Regions from separate parts of the Homo sapiens genome. Here region 1 is linked to region 2. A link is a loop called in an ENCODE intact Hi-C map of the cell type or tissue named here. Cell type or tissue: Calu3. All regions are shown on one strand. Each heading gives the region's core, and the rest is flanking DNA. Links, peaks and the distances in the headings are about the cores only.

Region 1 (11,618 bases), core at 2,059-10,058, 52 kb after region 2:
TTTGTGTTTCTAATTTTATTTCATGAGCAAGCTCATTTTTTTTTCTCTGCCAGATACTTCAAAGATTCTCTTGCAAAAAGAAGGAAATAAATTTATTTTCCTCTTGGATCCAAATTCACATAAATGATTCTGTTGTAAGATGAAGAAAATTGATTGCTTCAATGGCAAATAAGATACTTTTTTAATTTAAAAATTTAGTACTAAGGAAATCATGTGCCAGGGAATTCTCAAAACATTTTGAGAGAGGTTGAGAATCCCGGTATGATGAGATGATGATGTTACTCATGCACATATTCCCCCGCTTTCTTTTTCAAGCCTGCAAGTGTCAAGACAGAGTTAATCCTTATTTTTGACTCAGTCACACGCAAATGCGTTCTTCTCTGAGCTGGTCAGTGGCCAGTATCCTCTTGAACCTTTGGTGGAATTCAGGTCCGTGAATGATGCCAGGAACAAGAATTAGGATCTGATTCTAGGACTTTATAATGACTCACTCGGTACCTTTGTCCAGTAACAATAGAAAAATGACTCGGTTGCTCTATCCATGAAACTAGGGCAGTGATGCTGGCTGCCTGCCTCACACAGGGTTGAGGGGAAACCAGGCTTACAAAATGACAGAGGTCTCCGGAGCACGGGCATCACATGGGAGGAGGTGGGGGTATCTTCACAGAGCCAGAAGACAACAGAGGGGGCAACCTGACACAGAACCAAAGGAGGTCCTTGAACCCTGCCACACCAGCCTGGGTGGAGGGTATTCTGTATACACTGTATACACTGGAGAACATGGAATGAAGTCAACTTACATCTTTTGTCTTTCTGGAGACCATCTTTTTACTTTCACACATTACTCATGGATTAAGAAGAAAAGTGGTGGCCATGACATTTTCTAACATTTTCTGGTATCCATTATCTTGTTCGCTTGGCCATACAGTGCTTCTTATACTCTAGATTTTCAGATTCTAGACAGTATGTTCATTAAAAGCAGGAATTAAAATTGACATATAGATATACATAGACGTGTGTGTGGTGGGTAAGGTGCCTGGCACTCAATATAAACACTGGATATAATAAATGAGTGAATTCCTACACACAGAAAAACACAACACACACAAACACAAATAAGTCAGCATTTTTCCAGGACCCAAGCCACAAGGAAGAAGATTTGGGGAGTGGGAGACTTCTGCTGCCAACCTCATTCCTGCCTGTATTATTTAGGATATAAATACCATTGCAGTAAAGGAGACTGAGTGACCATAACTTAAACAAAATAGAAGTTTGTTTTTCTCTCATATAACATGGCTGCTCTGTGGTATCACAACCCCAAGTTCCTTCCACCCTTCTTAGAGTGTTATCTCCATCTGCATGGTCCATGTAGCTCACCGCAGCATCTGCATCCCAGCTGATAGAATAAGGAAAGGAAGGAGAGCATATCTTCCCTTTCAAAAAGGCTGTATTTCTTGGGCCAGAACTTAGTCACATGACCACATCTAGCTGCAAGGGAGGCTGGGAAATGTAGTCTTTATTCTGAGTAGCTGTAGATCCAGTTGAAAAATAAGCATTGTCTTAAAAAAATAAAAAATAAATAAATATTGGGGGAAGTAACTGTCCCTGTCACACTGAAAAAATAAAAGCACAAAGATGTAGGTTTCTCAGAATCACTAGAAAAATTCCCAGTAAACCTAGGACTAGTACTAGGCTGGGTGCAGTGGCTTGCACCTGTAATCCCAGCTACTTGGGTGGCTGAGGCAGAAGGATGGCTTGAGGTCAGGAGTTTGAGACTAGCCCAGTCAATATAGTGAGACTCTCATCTCTAAAATATAAATTAGCCAGTCATGGTGGCACACATAGAACAAGATCCTATCTCTAAAAAGGAAGTAGCTAATACTTAGTTGGTCTCACAAGCATGTCAATCTACTAAGCAGATGTTCACTCCAGAGAAAGACAGTTCTCAACTTCTTACATTTGCCTTTTAAACAATTTACACTTTCCTCTATTAATCTCTGATAAATTTAAGCTTCATTTCCCATACCAAATTTGGGTTTTCATACTGCAGGTAGAATTTTATATTTTCTGACCTCTAGGAGAATAAATGCCCAACCTGATCACCACACATACAAGGCTAGAAGATGAATACATTTGGTGTGAAATCAGAGATCTGCCAGCATTCAGCTTGGGAAATAAGAATAAAAAGCCAAGGAGCCTGTCCAGAATAGGTAAGGTTACGAATGATCAGACAACCTAATAGTGATAATTAACGTAACCATAACATAGTTAAAATCTATGGAGGACTTACTTTGCATCAAATGCTTTGCCCACATCATTTTATTTAGAATTTTCTTTTAATGTTGGAGGGTGTATTAGTCTATTTTCATGCTGCTGATAAAGACATATCCAAGACTGGGCAATTTACAAAAGAGAGAGATTTATTGGATTTACAGTTTCATGTGGCTGGGGAGGCCTCATAGTCATGGTGGAAAGTGAAAGGCACATCTCACAAGGTGGCAGACAAGAGAAGAGAGCTTGTGCCGAGAAACTCCTGTTTTAAAAACCATCAGCTCTCCTGAGACCCATTGACTATCATGAGAATAGCACCAGAAAGACCGCCCGATGATTCAACCATCTCCCACCAGGTCCCTCCCACAACATATGGGAATTATGGGAGCTACTAGATGAGATTTGGGTGGGGACACAGAGCCAAACCATATCAGAGGGCTATCCTGTTACTAACCCTATTTATAGTCAAGGAAATGGGCTTAGAAAAAAGTTGAGGAACTTGACCAAGATCACACAAATACCAATTGACAGAGCCTGGACCTTAACTCAAGAATCTAACTCTACTGTTGGTACCTGAAATCACTGATCACTGTGGAGTCTCAATTAAAGAAAAAGACAGGCTGGTGGGAGCAGGGAAAAGCAACAAAAAAAGGCAAATACACTATAAGTCTGCCTTTCTTCATGGTCCAGGACATACAGACCTCCTGTGCAAATAATTCATAATCTTCCTGTGTCCAGCTATCACCAGACCCTCAGCTAATACAAAAAATGCAAGTTAGCTCCCTGCAAACTTGGTATTAGCAGTACTGCACGTAGCATTCTGCAGCCCAAAACCGTCCTATAAAATCTCCAGCAAGCCTTTGTCTCCTGGCAGTCAGCTTCTGTTCTGCTGATTTGCCCGTTGCTTTCTTGCAATGTATTTTCATACTTTCTCTAATAAATTTACCTTTCTTTATCTACAACTGTCTTGGTAAATTCTTTTACCTCCACGCCACTGGCCCAGATAATCATCACTCCCCAGCAATAATCTCTACCACTACGCTGATGGCAAGGAGGACAGTGAGCAATGTCCCACGCATCCTTCCCGCCCACCATCACATGGATAGGTATCAATCTTGTTGTTCATCCTATCTGGGAGTATTGAGTTTGGTGACCTAAAAAAGAATATAAAAGTTCCAACCATCAGTATTTAAGAAGTGATCTCAGAAATTTACTTAAATCTCCACATAACCTTTGTAAAACAAAAAAATCCAGAAAAAAATTGAAATATATTAAAAGAGACTTCAAACTTTGATGAAAATGTTTTGTAATTACTAAAGTTTACAAAATCTACACTATTGCAGATGGTCATATCTACAAACTACTCTTTTATGGCACTTACTGCTATTGGAATTCATCACGTAATAATTTGTGTAAGTTTACCTTGCCAGTGGAGAGAAGACTCCAAGAAGGTGTTTGTTCCTAAATCGGGAACAGAATAGGTGTCCAATAATTATTTACTGAGTGAATCAATGTTTTTCTTTCAACATATCTTTTTAGAATTATTTGCCACTTATTAGAAATAGTTAATATAAATAATTATATTATTAGATGTTGCTGTGCTTCAAAATTTGATACTAAGAGCTTGCACTATAAAAAGTTTTGCTTAATCCGTGTTAACTTATCACAGGAATTTAATATCCCACTGACTTGTGTGTGTCTGTGTTCCCTGTGGGATTTCATTTCTATTAATAAGTTTGTTTACTGGACTACTTTTTGCCCCCAACATTTCGTGTGGTCGGTTTTAAATTTGACACTGCTGGATATGAAGGAGTCAAGTCATTAAGAACTCAAACTGCTTTAGAACATGGTAATTATGCTCCAAGTGGAATGAACCGTGGATCCATCTGACTTTAATAAATCCATTCTTGAAAAGAAATCTCTTCTCCCTGAGATATATAATTAATGTAACATGAAGTCTAAAACTAAATTTCTCCCCAGAAATTCCAGGTGAAAATTTCAGGACACTTTTTACCCTAGAATTTTGATTCTTCGTCACATAGGCAGACAGATTCTTACTAAGTATGCACAAATGCTTAACGGGCCCAAGAGACTTTGACTTCCTTAAGGTTTTCTAAATGGTTGCTCTCTCAAATGCATGTTCATGTTACTGTTTCCTTTTGTGAGCAAGCCCTCCCTCCACAGCTCCCTCTCAATCCAGCCTTTCAGCTGCAGGATTGTAAAGAACTGAGGATTCCCCAATGTGAGAATTGACCAAGAGTTTATATACCCCACTACCTTTTATAGGTTGTGGGAGCCATTCGTCTCAAAAGGAGAACAGCGCCCTGGTGTCTTTGTGAGTTTGCATCAAGGGCTCCTCACTGAACAGAATGTTTGCTAGAAAAAGACATGCAGATTGGTTAGCTAGTTTTTTTCCATGAAGATTTCCCCCCACCCCAACTTTTTATTTTGAAAATTTTCAAGCCTACAGAAAAGTTGAAAGCACAGTTCAATGAACACCCATAAACCTTTCACAAAGATTAATCAGTTGTTAACATTTGTCATGTCCCAAAGAACATTTTCTACCTCTTTACATATCTGTATGTGTGTGCTTACAAATATAGAAACAGGGTCTTGCTATATTGCCCAGGCTGGAGTGTAGTGGCAATTCAGAGCCCCAAGCATGGCTCACTACAGTCCCAAACTCCTGAGCTCAAAAGATCCATGATCTTCACCTTCCTGAGTAGCTAAGACTACAGGCATGTGCCACACACCCAGCGTGTGTCTGTGTGTGTATGTGTGTGTGTTATTGAACCATTTGAAAGTAAGTTGCAGGAATCATGATGCTATACCCTTAAATACTTACTCTTATTTGTCCTAAAAAAAAGGATACTTTCCTACATAGTTATAATATCATTGTCATACCCAAGAAACTTTCCTTTGATTCAATAACATTATCTAATATACAGTCCACAATCACATTTCCCCAGTTGTTCTATAATGTATTTTACAGTTGGGTTTTTTTAGGGGAGTGCCTATCTGTATTCATTCAAGATTCATGCATTGCATTTAGTTATCATGTACATTTAGTCTCTTTTAATCTAATTCTACCTACCTCCAGCCCTGCCTTTTTGGTTTTGCTCTGTCCTTTCAAGTTTTTTGAAGAGTTTAGGGCAGTTGTCTGGCAGAATGTGCCCTAATCTGGTTTTATGTGATTGTTTCCTTGTGATTCAATTCTGCTTAAGCAATTTTGGCAAGAATGATACAATGAGATGCTGTTCCCATGAACTTTGAATAAACTCAAGGACAGGGATTTTACCAAGCCTGAGTGATCAGATTCAAAGAGGCTTAAAAAAAAAGGCATTTTTGAAGATGAGAATTTAGTAAGTATATGGCTCTTCATAGCAGGGTGAGATGTCCCAAGCAAAATGAAAAAATGGAGCTTCTAAGATTAGTGTCCAAGATTATTCATGACTTGAAAGAGGCCCTTGTTATGTCAAATCTAGCAACCTTTGTTGAATCATCAGGACTGAGATTTGGGCAGAGTCAACCTCTGCTGTTGTAAAGTGGATAATTACTAACTTGGTGCAATTTCAGGAATGCAGAGGCCACTCTTCCCCACTCAGCTACACTGCCTCCATTATGGGAGTGGTGACGCCTGTCTGCTATTATTAAAGATCAGAGCTGCTCTCTAATGACTATCTACTATATGTCAGGCCTTGTGCTTAGTGGTTTATTAATCTGTTCCTTACAAAAACCTCATGAGGTAAACATTATTATTCCCATTTCCTAGGTGGGAAAGTGAGGCTTAACAATGTAACTTCCCCAAGGACCCAAGCAGCTAATTTAAGATGTGAACCAAAATCTCCCTCCATAACTAAAGTTCCATAATTCCATGTTCCATGTGATGCTCCTCTATTCCCCAGTCCCAGTCTTACCTCATTCCCTAAATGGCTTTTCCTTCTCTCTCTAGAGCATACATTACACTGGACATCTGATTACCCCATTTTATGCCAATAGATCCTTCTACAAATGCTAACCATTATTGTGTGTGCCAGGTCCAGTTTGTGCCAGGCACCTTGCTGAATGCTCTACACACCCAAACTCATTTACTCTTCCCAAGAACCCCAGAAGGAAGGTGTGCATCAGTAATGTCCTGTGACCACTCTGATAGTAGATGGCAGAAAGAGAATCTGAACCAGATCTGACTTCAAGCCTGAGTTCCTAACAAAGATAGGAAGAACAAGGCAACCCCGGATGATACAGTAGCCAGACACTTGCTAGTAAAGGCCAGAACACTGACTCACTAAGCTCTGAACTCCTCTGCCCCCATGCTGCCAGGGGCACAACCCCAACAGACTGCCCAGCACACTGCCCTAATGGCCATTGACTCATCTGCTCCAACGAGCAAGTCACTGCACAAAACTCCTCCCCCACAGAAAGGTGTTGGTCCTCCGGCATTCAGAAAGAACCAGGAGCCAACATACCACTCACAGGAAGAAAACGCACACACTGTCTCTATTTGTTATTCCTCCTACACAAACTCTTTAAAATGATTGAGTTTAATAAAGGAAGATGTTTCCCTGCAGCTGTAGAGAGGAAATGTTCTAAAGTAAAAATCAGAACACAGTCTGACTAGGATCACTATGCCTATAGCAAGGATGTCCTCAAGCGGGGAAAATGAACTCGGCTAAATGCATCCAGTCTGTTCCTCTGGCCCTTCTAATGAGCAGGACCTGCAGAAGGCGAGGAAGGTTATGGTCGCACCCATAAACACCTCTTGGAGGCACCTGCCTTATCCATGCCCCGTTCTTTCACAAGTGCACCCCACTCCCGACCCCACTTCCCTGACAAAGCTGACAGCACCAACAGTAGACGCCTGTTAGGGCATCTTTCCTAGATTCTCTCCTAGAGACTGGTATTTAGCAATTCCTGCTCTTGAAGGTTCTTGAACTTAGAGCAGTAGAAAGGCCAGGAGGAAAAGCCAGTCTTGGCTGAGCAGAATAAAGCAGCCTCAGTGAGAGATGAGATGAGAGACAGACACGAGCCCAGGTGGACCCGTCACAGCCCCGTCTCAACACCGCCCAGTGAATCTATCACACATGCCTAGTACATTTGTCTCCCCATTTCCAAAATGAACATTCTCCTCTCTTGAAACCCCAGCCCACCCATGCCCGCCCTACCCTTCCTTTGAGTCCTGAATTGTATTCCTTATTGCCTTCTCCGGGACTCCTCTGTCATAATTATGCCCCCTCATGGATTATTCCCATGAACATAGAGTAATACTGCCCATCTTTTAAAAACAACCTCCAGCTGGGCACCATGGCTCATGCCTGTAATCCCAGCACTTTGGGAGGCTGAGGCAGGTGGATCACTTGAGGCCAGGAGTTAGAGACCAGCCTGGCCAACATGGTGAAACCCCATCTCTACTAAAAATACAAAAATTAGCCAAGTGTGGTAGCACAAGCCTGTAAACCCAGCTACTCAGTAGGCTGAGGCAGGAGAATCGCTTGAACCCTAGAGGTGGAGGTTGCAGTGAGCCAAAATCGTGCCACTGCACTCCAGCCTGGGTGACAGAGAGAGACTCCATCTTAAAACAAACAAACAAACAAAAACACACACAAACAACCTCCCTTTTCCACACATTTTCTTCTAGCCTCCACTTCATTTTCTGCTCCTCTTCAAAGCAAAGAGTTGTCTCTATTTACCACCTTCACATTTTAAAAAATTTTCTATTCTGTCTTCAGTCCACTTTAGCCAAGCTTCTTTCCCAATCACCTTGTTGAAGTCAAAATTAAAATATAGAGACAAATCTCTACAAGTAATGTTTTCTTTGGCAAGAAAGGATCCCAATGTGGGGTGTACACACAGTCTGGTTGGTTTTTGGTATGTCCAAAGAACAAATAGAAGGTTGGGGATTTTATAAAAAAGAGAGAGGATTGTTATGTGTGGTCCTGAAAGAAAGTTCATTGTGATTAGCAAAGATTTGGGGAGCTGGCAAGCTCCAATTGGTGGGCGAGGGTGGTGGGCAAAGTTAGTCCTAGAATTGCAGCAAGTTATCTTAGCAGCTGTAGATAAAACTGGTTTCAGGTTACAACCAGCAGTTTCAGCTGCTGGGCTTGCAGAAAGTAACATTTCTAGAGCAAGTTGAGCATGACAAGAATGACCCAATTCATATGATCAACTTTCACGACCCCATGAAGACTGGTGTCATTAAGGTTACTAATGGCTTTGATGTTTGCCTAATCTAAGGATCACACACTAGTCCTTTCTCACTTGGATGGCCTGCAGCATTTGACAAAATGATGATCATTTTCTCCCATGCAAGATTTGCATGACACTCCCTTCTCCTGGCCTTCCTTCTCCTTTTCTGCCTCCTTTTCCATCGCCTTTACTGTGTCCATCTTCTCTTGTTCTCCAAATATTGAGGGAAGGGAGAGTGAGGCAGGAAAGGAAGGAAAACAAACACAATGTTGCATCCCTGAGCTGGCTTTCTCTCAGGATCATGCATGGCCAGTTACTCCATGTCCCAGGACTTTTCGTCCAAGAGACCACAGGAATGACCACATCTGAGCACTGGCTGTCCAAGGAGAGGAAGAGGGAGGAATTTATCCACCAGCTCCCATTCCCCAATGGTCAAAAGTTTACTCCACAGGGTGTTAACTCCTCCTCACTTCTCAGTCACTTCTACAGAGGCATTGAGCACGTTTCTGTCATCAATAAGAAATCCCCGAGATGGAAAGTGACACCCACAAAAGGTCAGTGGGAGCAACACAGAGCCAGCCACAGAGGCAGAACAAATCTGCAAGGCCCCTGAGGCACGTGAGCCTGAGAGCACCTGGAGTAGCTCATGACAGGTGTCTATGACACCCCAGTCCTCTGTGCACAACGCCAGACTTGCCAACTTCACATTTCCTCATGAATGTCTAATAGGTATGTGAAGCTGAACGTGGCCAAAAGAGAACTTTTCTTCCTCTATTCCCCAACTTGCTCTTCCTATATCTTCCCTATCTTGGTCAGTAACATCTTAATCCAGCTAGTTGCCAACCTAAAAAGTGAAGGGTTACTATAGACCCCTCTTGCATCCTCACCCCACTCATCTATCAGTAGGTCTTGTTGGCTCCAGCTACAAAATGTATCCCAAATCCATCCACTTCTCCTGTCTATACTACAACCAACCTAACCCTGCCCATCACCATATCTCAGATAGATTCTGCTTTTCTTAACTGGTCTGCCTGCTCTTTGTCCCTCTAAAACACAGTCTCCACACAGTTGCAACCAGAGATACTTTCTTTTTTTTTTTTTTTTGCAACATCTCATTATTTAAAAATTTCAAGCATATATAGAAGTAAAAAGAACAGTAAATCAAAACCCCCACTACCCACCATTAACAAGCATCCAATCATGGCCAATGTCATTCACCTCTATCTCTAATTTTGAGGTAAATCTCAGATATTACACCATTTGGTCTATAAATGATCTGATTTTGCATATGTTTGCGTCTCTTAAAGATAGGAACTTTAAAAATAACCACATCTAAGGAAAAAATCAATAAAAATTCCAATTAAAAAAACACAAAGTGTTTTTTTTGTTTTTTTTTGTTTGTTTGTTTGTTTGTTTTTTGACAGGGTCTCATTCTATTGTCCAGGCTGAGTGCAGTGGCACAATCATGGCTCACCCCAGCCTCGACCTCCTGGGCTCAAGCAATCCTCCCTCTTCAGCCTCCCGAGTACCTGGGACTACAGGCATGTGCCACCACACCCAGCTAATTTTTGTATTTTTTGTAGAGACAGGGTTTCACCATGTTGCCCTGTCTGGTCTCGAACTCCTGGCCTCAAGCTACCCACCTGCTTCAGCCTCCAAAAGTGCTGGGATTACAGACATGAGCCACTGCACCTGGCCCAGAATGGTCTTTTCAAAAAGTAAAGCAGAACATGTCATTTCTTTGTGAAAACCTTCCCGTGGCTTCCCATCATGCTCTGAACAAAGCCAAACTCCTTCTTAAGACTGCTTTCACATGGCTCCTGCCTATGCCTCTGGTCTCATTTCCAGCCAGGCTCTCCCTGTCCGTGCACACCAGCCACCTTCGTTCTTCCCTGGGAGCCCTTATTCTAGTCGTTCTCTCTACCTAGGAGGCTCATTCCTGTCATCTTCCTATGCTTGGCTCCTTCTTGTCACTCAGGTCTCAGCTTATATAAGGACATCTCTTATCACCTGTGTCAAGTAGCCACCCAGCCCTCGCCACATGACTCTACTCTAATTCTCGCCATAGTCTTTTGCCCATGACATTTCCAGTGTGTCCTGGACAGGTTTACTCTTATTGTCAAGCATGACTATTAATAGCACCTCATTCACTCTCAAAAGTAGGCAACAAGGCTGGACACGGTGGCTCATGCCTGTAATCCCAGCACTTTGGAGGGCCAGGGTAGGAGGATTGCTTGAGCCCAGGAGTTCAAGACCATCCTGGGCAACATGGTGAAACCTCGTCTGTACAAAAAATACAAAAATTAGCTGGGTATGGTGGCACATGCTTGTAGTCCCAGCTACTTGGGAGGCTGAGTGGGAGGATCCCTTGAGCCAGGGAGTTTGAGGCTGCAGTGAGCTGAGATCACACCAATGAACTCCAGCCTGGTGACAGAGCAAGACCCTGTCGCAGAAAAAGAAGTAGGAAACAAATTTTATGATCACTCTACTTATAAGAAACTTATTTTTATTTGACTTTGACTAGCTTATCACCTATCTCCTTCTATGAGGATATAAGCTCTTTGACAGGAGGTCTCTCTGATTAGTTCTTTACTGTATCTACAGTACTTGGCTCATAGGAGATGCTTGATAGGTATCTGTGGAAGGAAGGAAGAAGGAGGGAAGGAAGGAAGCAAGGAAGGTAGGAAGGAAGGAAGGAAGGAAGGGAGGAAGGGAGGAGGGAGGGAGGAAGGAAGGAAGGAAGGAAGGAAGGAAGGAAGGAAGCAGGGAAGGGCATGAGGAAGGGAGGAGGGTGGGTGGGCTCAGGCCCTGACTTTTCAGTTCCTGGTTTCAGACATCTTTTGTAGTACGTACTGGGCTTCCATAATCTCCCGTTAAAATTCCTGTTTTGCTTAACATAGATGGAATGGTTTTCTGTGAGTTATAACCAAGCAATTCTTGACACCTGCTGATTTCTTTTAATAAATTGTCCACTTTCCTCTTCATGCTATACTTTACTTCTAGTGAATTGCTTTATTTAATAAAGAAAAAGAAACTTTTATCAGCACCATCCTTTTAAAAAGTGTTTTCTTTAATCGTAAGCTGTTGAGAAGTCTGGAATTGCAAACAAACAATCCTAATACAAGGTAATTCTTTCTGCTCCAAAATCTACAATAAATATTAGT
Region 2 (11,618 bases), core at 1,698-9,697:
GTATAGTGCATTTCCTGGAAGTGCTGTCTTCTCTGAACGACAAGCAAAGCACAACACCTTAAGGATGTCATTATTTCATGGAAAGAGAGTTTCTGCTCAGAAACCAAAGCCACACCTAAAACCAGCTGAGCATAGGAGCACATGTTCAAATGGAGCACTGGGAAGTGGAATTAGCTTTCTATAACCTCACTGAAGCATCTGCCAAGATCAGACAAGGATGGGACTAGCTATACATTCTTCCCTGGAGTCCATCAAGCCACAGATTTGGGTTCACGGGGGCCTATCATGGTATTCATCCCACCTCCACCTACTCCCTACTGCACTCTGCAGATATAAAGAGTGGTGAAGTGGGAAAAAAAAAAAAAAAAACAACAAGACAAAACAAAACATCATAAATTTCAGAGTTCAACAGACCTAGGGTTCAAATTCCAGTGGGTCACTTCTAAACTGGGTACCTTTGGACAGACCATTTGCCCTTTCTGAGCTGCAGTTTTTGTATCTGTAAAACAGATAAGAGTTTCACAAGTTTGCAGAGGATTGAAGGAGAAAGTCTGTGTGGCAGTACCTGGTACAGGGTTATCATGAGTCCTTCTTTCCCTATCAGCAGGATGGTCTTGGCTGACTTTTTGTATTCATCACCCAAGCCCAAGGAGTGGACCCAGCTCAGGTCACTGCCACCAAGGGCAGCTCGTTTGTTGCCTTCTACCCCGTGCATCATCATCCAAGTTTTTGGGCCACACTTGGGGAGCCAAAGCCTTCTCCAAAGCTGAGGTCATAAAGCAGAAAAAGACAAAGCTCTGCTTTCAGAGAGCAGGTTTGGTTGGCAGTGAGCAAACCACCTCTCTATAGCCAATCTGCCCTTGGGTATGGGAGTGAGTCCCCAGTAAATCCAGCAAAAAGTGGCTGGCCCGCTCAGCCCTCCCACCTACCACAGCCACGCGCAACACCTGGACAAAGATCTAAGGCCTGGGAAGCAGCTTTGCCCAGCCTCTCCATCTCCGGGCACAGCCCCCTTGGGGCACAGCCTCAGGCAGGATGGAATATGACAGTCACAAGATTCACACCTCAAGCCACAAAACATATTCTTCTCCCAACGTCACCTGGCAGGTGTCATCGTAGTTGGTTTTATAGCTACAGTGGCAAACACAGTGTTTTCTTCACCTCTGTGTCACAGGAATGGCCACTGTTACTCTCCTCACTTTTAACCACTGGAGTATCTAGGGACATTTGTCAACAGGGTTTGTGGATATTGAGACTGACCGGATATTCATACATACATTTCTCTGTAACTCCATAAGCTGGCAACATAAGACCATGCAGAAACCAGAAATTTGGGGTCCATACATAATGGCTCCACACAAAATGTGTTTTGTCACAGAGTATAAGAATAGATAAACTAGTAATAGCAAACAATGTGCTAACTGTACTGCAGGCTCTGTGCTGAGCATGTCACTTTCTACAATTATTATTATCTCCATTTTACAAAAAAAAAAATCCCTTGAGTCTTCTTGGTGTGTTCTAGATATTAATTCTTTATAGGTTTAGATATTATAAATCTTTTCTCACTCTGTCACCTTTTTGTTAACTTTGCTTGTTGTATCTACCCTTTACAGAATTTTTAATTTTTAAAATATAGTCAACTCTATCAAATTTTCAACTTATGGCCAGGCATGGTGGCTCATGCCTGTAATCCCAACAATTTGGGAAGCCGAGGTGGGCAGATCATTTAAGGTTAGGAGTTTGAGACTAGTCTGGCCAACAAGGTGAAACCCTGTCTCTACTAAAAATTCAAAATTACCTGGCCATTGTGGCACAAGTCTGTAATCCCAGCTACTGGGGAGGCTGAGGCAAGAGAATGGCTTGAACCCAGAAGGCAAAGGCTGCAGTGAGATGAGATGGCATCACTGCACTCCAGCCTGGTCAACAGAGTGAGACTCCATCTCAAAAGATAATAATAACAATAATTTCAACTTATGGTTTGTGTAATGAGTACCTTCTTTAACACCTCTGATATTTTAGCTTTGTAATTTTACTTTTGCACTGAATTCCTCTTTGGCATATGCTTGAGATAGTGAACGAATGAGCTGTTTCTCCACTACCAAGTAGTAGGTTTTAGGCAATCCATCCCTTCCCCACTGATTGATGGTGCCATGTTTATCCCAAAGCAGGTTCCTATGTAGACTCAGGTCTGGCTCTCACTCTTTGCTCTTTCCCTAGATGTATTTTACTATGTTCTTGTTCCATACTGATTTTATATGGAAGGGTGAGTTCCTTCTCTTTGCTCTTCTTTTTCAAAATGACTTAGGCATCATGAACATTTATTCCTTCATATGAATTTTAGAGTAAGTATGTTGAAGTCCTAAAAAAAAGACTTGTAATAATTTTGTCTGAAATTACATTGAATGTATAGGTTAATTGTGAGGGAAATTAACATATTTATATTTCGAAGATGTGGTGTATATTTCTATGTATTCAGATCTCTTCAAAGCAACAACTGAGTTTTAAATTTTTCTTGGTAAGTTCTTTGATAGGTTATTTCCTACATACTTTAGAGTTTGGGAATCATATCTTATTTTTTAAAAAATATTTTTGAGATGGTTTTGATAAAGAATAATAATTCTTAGGCCAGGCACAGTGGCTGATGCCTGTAATCCCAGCACTTTGGAAGACTGAGGTTGGAGGATCACTTGAGGCCAGGAGTTTGAGGCCAGCCTGGGTAACATAGTAAGACCCTGTTTCTACAAAAAAAATTAAAAATTATCCAGGCATGGTAGTGGGTACCTGTAGTCCCAGCTATCCAGGAGGCTGAAGTGGGAGGATTGCTTTAGCCCAAAAGTTCAAGGTTGCAGTGTGCTGTGATCTCACCACTTCATTCCAGCCTAGGCAACTCTGTCTCAAAAAAAAAAAAAAAGCAAAACAAACAAACAGAAAAACAATAACAATTGTTTAAAAGTGATCAGGTATTCATCATCTCTGCTGAAGTCTCTTATTCTATTTAGTCTATTGATTAAATATGCTGATACAACCTTTTATTTCTTTTTTCTCTCCTTTTCCTTTTTTCTTATCTTCCTGTCTTGCCCAGAAACTGGGTAAGCGTTATATATATATATAAGAAGCACAAAAATACGCTTACTTCAAAAAATATATAAATGTGCTTACTCAAAAAAATATATATATATGCTAACTCCAAAAGCTAATAACTTATCGAACTTCTACTTGAACTTTATTCCCAAAGAGATGAACATATTGAAATAACATGATTAACCCACAAAGCTGATAAAGTGTCCATTGACTTAAATGTTCCTCCTTAGTTATGTGCCAAGCATTGTGCCTCTGTGTAACAGCAGCACAGAAATGGCAATATACAAAACAATTAACAGTTAACTGTTGCTAAACAGTAACAATGAAAGCAGGTTGTGTCTAAATTTTCTTTTAAATCCCATTGTGTGACCCTTTACAACTTTCAAATAACTTCCATACCCATTACACCATTTGTGTTTCATAAACACATATTAGTAGGGAGAACAGGTATTGGCTCATTTTATAATTAACATTCAATATGGTTGGGTTTTGGAGGATCAAAAACTAGAAAGGATCAAAATTCATATTCAGGTCTTTAAAGCTTCAAGTTCTCTCACTATAACAAGCTGATTTATATATAAACAAAATATATAAAACTACGTGATTCAATTCAGTAACACTGAATTTTCATTTAAATCTCATTCCATCCTGAAAAAGATGATCTGATATCATCCTATCATTTTTAAAGAAAACTGTATCAGCTGATATTAAACGTCTAAACATTTTCAAGGTGTAAGAGCCAGATGACCATATCAATTAGGGTTGTAATTCTACTAAGAATTTGGGTCTATACCATGGCAAAACAGTCAGTTAATTTGGTCAGTTTAGGTAAACAGGTCAGTTTTGTGGGAGGGAGGGAAATTGGGTAAGAAATATTCATCACATTAATTTTACTAACATTGCAATACAACTAAAAATGTTATTTGGTTGGGCATATTTAAACATTTAAAAGCTGCTGTAAAGATAATATTGTTACCTCATTTTTATAAGAAGAAAAAACTAAGTAAATCCATTTCTTGGGTGTGCAAAAATAGCCCAAGGGGAAGTGACAGACCTGTGAACAGAACTCATGAATTAAACCTGAGCTTGGTCTACCAGTTCTCTGTAATCAAGCCCCATGATTCACTCATGGAAATCAATGCCTCTTAAACTCACTGAATGACAGACACCTCAACAGACACACATCTGTGGATTCCCATAGCTCCTTTAAAAGTAACCATCAGGAAGCAATTAGGGAGTGCATCTGTCTCTAACAGTCAAGGTATTTTTCCTTCCATTTCTTGCATCTTCTCTTAGGGAATGTGTAACGGATCGTCCTCTCTTAATGGTGCTGTTACTTGGAATATACAAAGTATGCTGACTTGTGAAAGGGTCCCAGGCTTAAACAGCAGGAAAACACAAATAAAGCTGTATTCAAAGAAGATGAATCAAAGTATCTCAGAAGAGGAAACCAGAAAATTGTAATCTTTCTTAAATGCAGCTTTGTGAGCTGAGTAATAAAATACAATAATGTAACTAAGCAGGAGGCTTACATAACTGAAAAAATGAGGGGCAAGGAACTGTTCCAAATCCATTGTACTTATTAGAACCTCTGATTTCCTTTGAAATGGCACATGCAATAAAATTTACTGTGAGCTAGCTAACAAAAAAATCTCATTTTTATGGGAAATAAGTATTGTCAGAAAAACGAATAGATTCTATTTTAAATCCTGAAGATTATAAAATTGAGGTTTTAATAGATGAAGAAAAAAAAAGGCTCCAGAACAGAGGCATCATGGAGGCAGTGATTTCTATTTAATCTTTTATCTGTAAGAGAAAAAAAAATCACCTCAATTGAAACTAATATAGTTTTCTGTGGCAGAATATACCACGATAGCTAATAATGCACTGGCTGTCTGTATTAAGTGAATTTTCTTTTTGTTAAAAAAAATCAGTGCTTGTTAAGCACATGAACTGTGCAAGTTTATATCTGGCCAACTCCTGTCCCCGCACCTGTTCATTCAGGCATTAGCCCTAAGGACTTACAAAGCAAATGAATGTATCCGTAGAGCAATGGGTAAAAATAAACTGAACTATTCTTTTAACACTATCAAAAATGATCTGACCAAATAGAAGATCACATTTCACGAGGTAAAATAGCCAAATGAGATGTTTCCTCACGTTTTATGATTGGTTTGGCTTATTCACTGCGTATGAAATAGCTGACCTTCATTCCAGGAGAATGAGCAGCAACCAAATTTAATGCTGTTTGCTCAGGGGTTCAAATCTGGTTTAGCTGGTTTAATTGCCTCTGAGGCAAAGTTTCTAAATGTGCTACTGTTACACAGAGACCCAATGCTTGGCACATAACTAAGGAGGAACATTTAAGTCAATGGACACTATATCAGCTTTGTGGGTTAATCATGTTATTTCAGTGTGTTCATCTCTTTGGGAATAAAGTTCAAGTAGAAGTTCGATAAGTTATTAGCTTTTGCAGTTAGCATATATATATATTTTTTGAGTAAGCACATATATATATTTTTGAAGTAAGCATATTTTTGTGCTTCTTATATATGTATAATGCTTATTTTATATATATATAAAATATATATTATATATATAAATTATACATATATAAAATATTCTCTATAATAAGAAGTTCCCGGCTGGGTGCAGTGGCTCACGCCTGTAATCTCAGCACTTTGGGAGGCCGAGGCGTGTGGATCACGAGGTCAGAAGTTCAAGACCAGCCTGACCAACATGGTGAAACCCCATCTCTATTAAAAATACAAAAATTAGCCGGGTGTGGTGGTGCACGCCTGTAATCCCAACTACTCGGGAGGCTGAGGCAGGAGAATCGCTTGAACCTGGGAGGCAGAGGTTGCAGTGAGCCAAGATGGTACCACTGCACTCCAGCCTGGGTGACAGAGTGAGACTCAGTCTCAAAAAAAAAAAAAAAAAGAAGAAGAAGAAGAAATTCTCCAGGACAGACAATTATAAAATCAACTAGTACTGTCACTCCCTGGCTCACTATTCTTTAGCCATATTGGCAATGGATTCCTTGAAAAACCTAGATGTGGTTGACTGAATCATTGTTCACAATTTTTCACATCTTTCCTATATTAGATAATGTATCCACATTCATCTACATTCTTCCAAAATACCATCCGCTATGGGTAAAATATTTTCCCCATCCCACTGATTTTGGGCTGGGCCATGTGGCCTCCTTTAGCCAATGAAGTGTTCCTGAACATGTTAAGAGGCCTTAAATGTGCTTGTGTGATTCCATTTGGGCTCTTGTGCTCCTGTCATGTGCTATGTAAGAAACATGTTCCTGGAAGCTATTGGTCAACACAGAATGAGTAACACACAAGGGAGACCTGAACCCTGGAGTCCAGCCAAGCCCCACCAGTTGCAGCTGGCTCACAGACCCATGTGGAAGGAATAAATGCTTATTGTTTCAAACTAGAGTTGTGGATAGTTGGTTGTAGCACACTGCTATAGCAAAATGTCATCTCAGTGCCTCAGCACATTCCCTTCCCTCTACCAGAAATCATCTTCCACGACCACTCTTTGCCTAGTTAATTCCTACTCATGCTTCAGAATTCAGTTTAAATGTCTTGACCACAGGACAGATGTCACAAACCAGATTACCTGCCCCTTCACATCCTGGGTTTCCTATTTTGTGAGATTCATCACTTTTGCAATGTTTTGCTTCATGTCATTCAACTAGAATATAAGCTTCTTTAAGCGGTGGGACCACAGTATATTTTTCATTGGTATTATTCTTAGCACACGACACACAATGCTAATACAAAGTAGATTTAATAAATATTTGTTACCTGATTTTTAAAAAAGGCCATGTGGTTCTACTACTTAAGAGTTAGAAAAGAAACTTAATTTGTATGAGTTTTGGTTTTCAGCAACTATAACATGAACACAATAATACCTATCTCCTAAAACAGTGAGGATTAAATAAACCAACCATTAAATTTAATGAATTTGAGGAAAGACTTGTAAGTATCTGACACATGGGTGCATAAAAGGCATTTGACAACTGACAGCTTTTATTATGGTTGGAAAGATAAATATATTTGCCCTCTGTCTAAGAACTTGATTTATTTTAAAGAGATATTTTTGCAACTCAAAAAAGAAAAAAATCAGATTAGGTTGCAACTTATGATTATTTAATTTGGACATTTCAAAGTATCCTGTTTACTTCCCAGGCTCTGAGTCCCTTTTAGAAGCACTTTCAGGTAGAATTCAGCTAAGAAGAAACAGGTTGGCGATTGATACTTGGTTTATTTCAAACATTTGTCATTAAATGACTCTATCCTTTTAAAAAAGAATGAAATTCATTTTTGCTATTTATGTTTATTTCTATTTGTATTCCTTCCCACCATTTTTGCTATTTAAAATTTTTTCCCTGCTTAATTAATTTTTTAGAGTTGGCACTTACTTATTTTCAAAATGTTTTTCTTCATTCCTACAAATAGCTTTTGGAATAGGATTTTATACAACCTAAATCAGTTTTTTTCTTTTGCCAAAAACAATATGTATCCACTACAAAAAAATTAGAAAATACAGGTAAGTGTAAGGAAGGAAGATTTAAATGTTTGTAATCCTGCCACCCAGAGATATCCACTGAACATTCCTCCAGATAGTTTGATTCAAATGCATATATTTAATAATGGTGGAATTATGTTGTACATTTGCCCTTTTGAAGTTAATATTTCATTTAATTACCACAATTATCTTTCTATGCCAATAAATATTCATCTACATCTTTTATTAGTAGCCTTCCATCATAACATCATTTACCTGAGCAATTCCCTATTGTTGGAAATTTAGTACATTTTACTTTTTTCTTTTACTGTTATCAGCAGTATCTTCATGAATAAGTGAAGAGATAAAAATGAGTTACTCAAACCTTTAGAAAACACCACTTAATGGGGTCTTGCAGTTCAGAGCAGAACAGATCATTATCCCAACTGTAATCCAACCCTTTCCTTGCATTTCTTATTGTGAGTCTAGGACCATCATTGGAAAATAATCAAGTTTGGTAGGTGGGCTAAACTAGAATCAGAGAATTTGAGGCAACACTTTCATTTCTGGTCTCAATAATGAATGTGTAAACCAGAACCTACAAATCGACTCATGATCAAAAATATCATAACAGAAAGCAGGAATTCTGAAATGGGAATAAAGGAAAGAGAAGGAGACCTACAGACCACTGTTGCTCTCCCTATCTGCGGCTACCACGTCCATATTTGTTTTGACAAACACTCCTTTACCACAATCGGGTCTCTGGTATCATAAGCACTGACTTTCCCATTTTACAGATAAAGGCACTGAGGCACACACAGAGGGGCTGACAACAGTGTCCACAGTGCCACAGTTAGTAGCACAGCCAGGGTCTGAGCCTGTGTGTTCTGCCTCACAGACAAGTGCTCTTTTCATGCTCACAGAGTTCTCAGTAATACTGGGAATTATTCAGAAGAGGGAACAGGACGCAATGCAGCAGGGAGATTAGCAGAAACATAATTCTCCTGAGAGTCAGCATGGAGGTATTTGTTAGCTACTCAACACTGGTCTAACATCCTCGGTAAGAGGATCATAAATACCTCTATCCACCTCCCTAGGGCAATATGAGCATTATTGCTTATTTAGAAATTTGTCCCTGTAAGAGCTTTGATATTCTCAAAGGAAAGGTGCTGCCAAAAAGTGAAAATATTTTCTATGCTTCCACTATGCACGTGAGAGAAAGGAGATTTGGATCAGGTAAAAGAAGTATTGTCAGGCACATAAATTCTTTATCTAATCATATTAGGATAATACTCCTGAGCTCCTTGAATGGAGGCATCATGAGTACCTGCTGCGCTTAGCACATACCTTACAAAACACTGAAAATCTTACTCAACACAATCAGAACTGCTCATTAATGAGCTCATCAGTAATGTCAGTCAAGAAAAAAAAAAGGGGATACATTTATGTTGTAAATGTAATCAGTCGACAGGTTCTTCCCGCCTGATGCACAGAAGAAATCAATTCACTGACACCATGGTATCGGAATAAAGGATGAGTTTAGTTAATGCAGGGCTGCCCAGTGGAAGGACTGGCGTTATCACTCAAGTTGGTCTCCCAGAAGGCTCAGAGGCTAAGGTTGTTCAAGGATAGTTTGGTGGGCCAGGGACTAGAGAATGGGTGTTCCTGACTGGTTGGGGATGCAATCAGAGGAATGTGAAAAAATTATCTTCATGTGCTAAGTCTGCCTCTGCGTGAGGGCCACAGGACAGGTTGAGTCATGAGTCACAAGTCCAGGTGGGGTTAGTAGATTGCCAGAATGCAAAACCCTGAAAGACATCTCAAAAGACCAATCTTAGGTTCTACAATAATGATGTTATCTATAGGAGCAATTGGGGAAGTCATAAATCTTGTGACCTCTGGCCACATGACTCCTTAGCAGTAAGAGATGATAGAAACTCTGCCTATACCTTAGCAGAATCCAGGCCCCTTCCATAATCCTAATCATGTGGCTTTTCATTAGTCTTGCAAAGGCAGTTTCAGCCCCTGAACAAGGAGAGGATCAGTTTTAGGTAGGTACTATTATGATCCTTGTTTCAAAGTTAAACTATACACTAAATTCCTCCCATGGACAGCTTGGCCTACACCTGGGAATGAATGAGGACAGCCAGCCTGTGAGGCTAGAAGCAAGATGGAGTCAGCCATACTAGACTTTTCTCACTGTTGTAATCTTTGCAAAGGTGGTTTCATAAACATTGTATTTTATTTTATTTTTTAATCTTTTTAAGATGGAGTCTTGCTCTGTTTCCCAGGCTGGAGTGCAGTGGTGTGATCTCAGCTCACTGCGACCTCCATCTCCTGGGTTCAAGTGATTCTCCTGCCTCAGCCTCCCAAGTAGCTGGTATCACAGGCATGCGTCATCACACCCGGCTAATTTTTTTTGTATTTTTTAGTAGAGGTGGAGTTTCACCATGTTGGCCGGGATGGTCTTGAACTCCTGACCTCAGGTGATCTACCCACCTCAGCCTAGCAAAGTGCTGCAATTACAGGAGTGAGCCACCGCACCTGGCCCATAAACATTATATTTTAAATTAAATAAATATAAATGTATTTACCAAACTGGTGGAAGGCCATGGTTCTTTCCCTCACTATAGATTCACTGGCAAGGGTCCAATACCACCTTTTCTGGCCTAAACCACACCCATAAGATCTCATTTTTCATTTCCAACTTTTCTTTCTTTGTAGGGGGTCAGAACTTAAAGACACTCATGAGCAAAATACTGTAGAGTTTATTATTTTTCCTAATCTCTTACTGTTAACTAATTTAACATTAGTCTTTCCAAAGCATTCCATTTAAATGTCATTTTAATAATTCTCTCTCTCTTCACCCTCATGTTATTAAAGTAATATTAAAGTAAATAGCATAATTTTAATAACAAGTAAAACCAGCACAAATATGTCAGGGAACAAACAATTCTGATTCTCATAAAGCACAAAACTCAACTCCTCAAAGAAGAAAGGGATCAGTGAGGACAGATGGACAGCTCTGTTCAGTGTGTTTTGAGCACCAGCCCAAGCCTTACAGAGGGAATGGATGCTGGTTCCCTCTATGAATCTCTTAAGTAGAAGTTGGTTTAAAGAGTGCCCACCATAGTTTTTTTTTTAAATTAGTTAATTATTAATATTAAACAGTGTATTTGTGGACAATGACAGGTGACAGTCCCAGGTAGGAGTTTAAATCATATGTATCCATTCATACTCAAAGTTTTAAAATCCCATCCTCCCTACCCAAATAAATTTCCAGAGTCTGTCAACTTGCCTGTCTACATAATAGATATGAATTCACATTATCCTGCTCGTAGGACCATAAAAGACCCAGTTACTCACCAGGGAAGCCTCTTAAGATGAGAGGGAAGAGCTAGAAGAGCAAATTAAATCTCAACTTTTATTTTCTTCCTACTACTTACAAACATTGTAAGCTTTCTTATTATTTCTTATTTTCTGTCTCCCAACTTTGGAAGGTAAGTTCTGCGAGAGGAAGGATTTCATCTCCCTCACCTACCTCTGTATTCTTGGCACACTTAGAAGAGTGCCTGGCACAGAGAAGTTACATAATAAATGTTTGTTAAGTGAATGATTGATTTAATCCAGGTAAACACAACATGGATGTTTGCTACACAAATTTGATCCCACTTAATGGTTAACTTTTTGTTTTTCCATTTTTTAAATAAATTTCTACACTGTTAGAAATTTTTCAAATTTCTTGGCAAAAATATACCATGCAAAAGGCTAGCCAGATTTTAATCTTGTCTAAATCAGGTCAGAAAAATCACTTTTATTCCAGAAAACACAAAGGGCAAAGTACAATGGCCAGAGCTGTATAACAGCTACACTCACCAGGTGTGCAAAGCGATTTAATATTGTCATTCAGACTCAGCCCTAATGAGCAATCTTGTTTATCTACAAAACTGTGAACAACCCACTGCTAACAACCGGACATTGTCCCCAAGCCCAGCACACTTCATGTCAACTCT

The links. Peaks named below come from ENCODE experiments on the same cell type or tissue, not always from the same donor. Only the 100,000 strongest peaks of a DNase experiment are listed, where the experiment ranks them.
Region 1: a loop joins it to region 2, with 2.4 times the contacts of the local background. A loop is called at or near these places in 5 of 110 quality-filtered maps.

Annotation. Positions count from the first base shown.
Region 1 is chr12:93,191,687-93,203,304 of GRCh38, forward strand. The region is part of intron 3 of LOC643339 (a long non-coding RNA gene); the gene reads right to left. Among named protein-coding and RNA genes, the nearest start is that of LINC02412, 23 kb to the left of the region's middle. In Calu3, for the core only: no CTCF peak of the experiment used is centred there; a DNase peak (open chromatin) is centred at 6,625.
Region 2 is chr12:93,140,061-93,151,678 of GRCh38, forward strand. All of the region lies in intron 3 of LOC643339 (a long non-coding RNA gene), which reads right to left. Among named protein-coding and RNA genes, the nearest start is that of LINC02412, 28 kb to the right of the region's middle. RefSeq lists a silencer at 1,873-2,033. In Calu3, for the core only: no CTCF peak of the experiment used is centred there; DNase peaks (open chromatin) are centred at 5,351 and 6,451.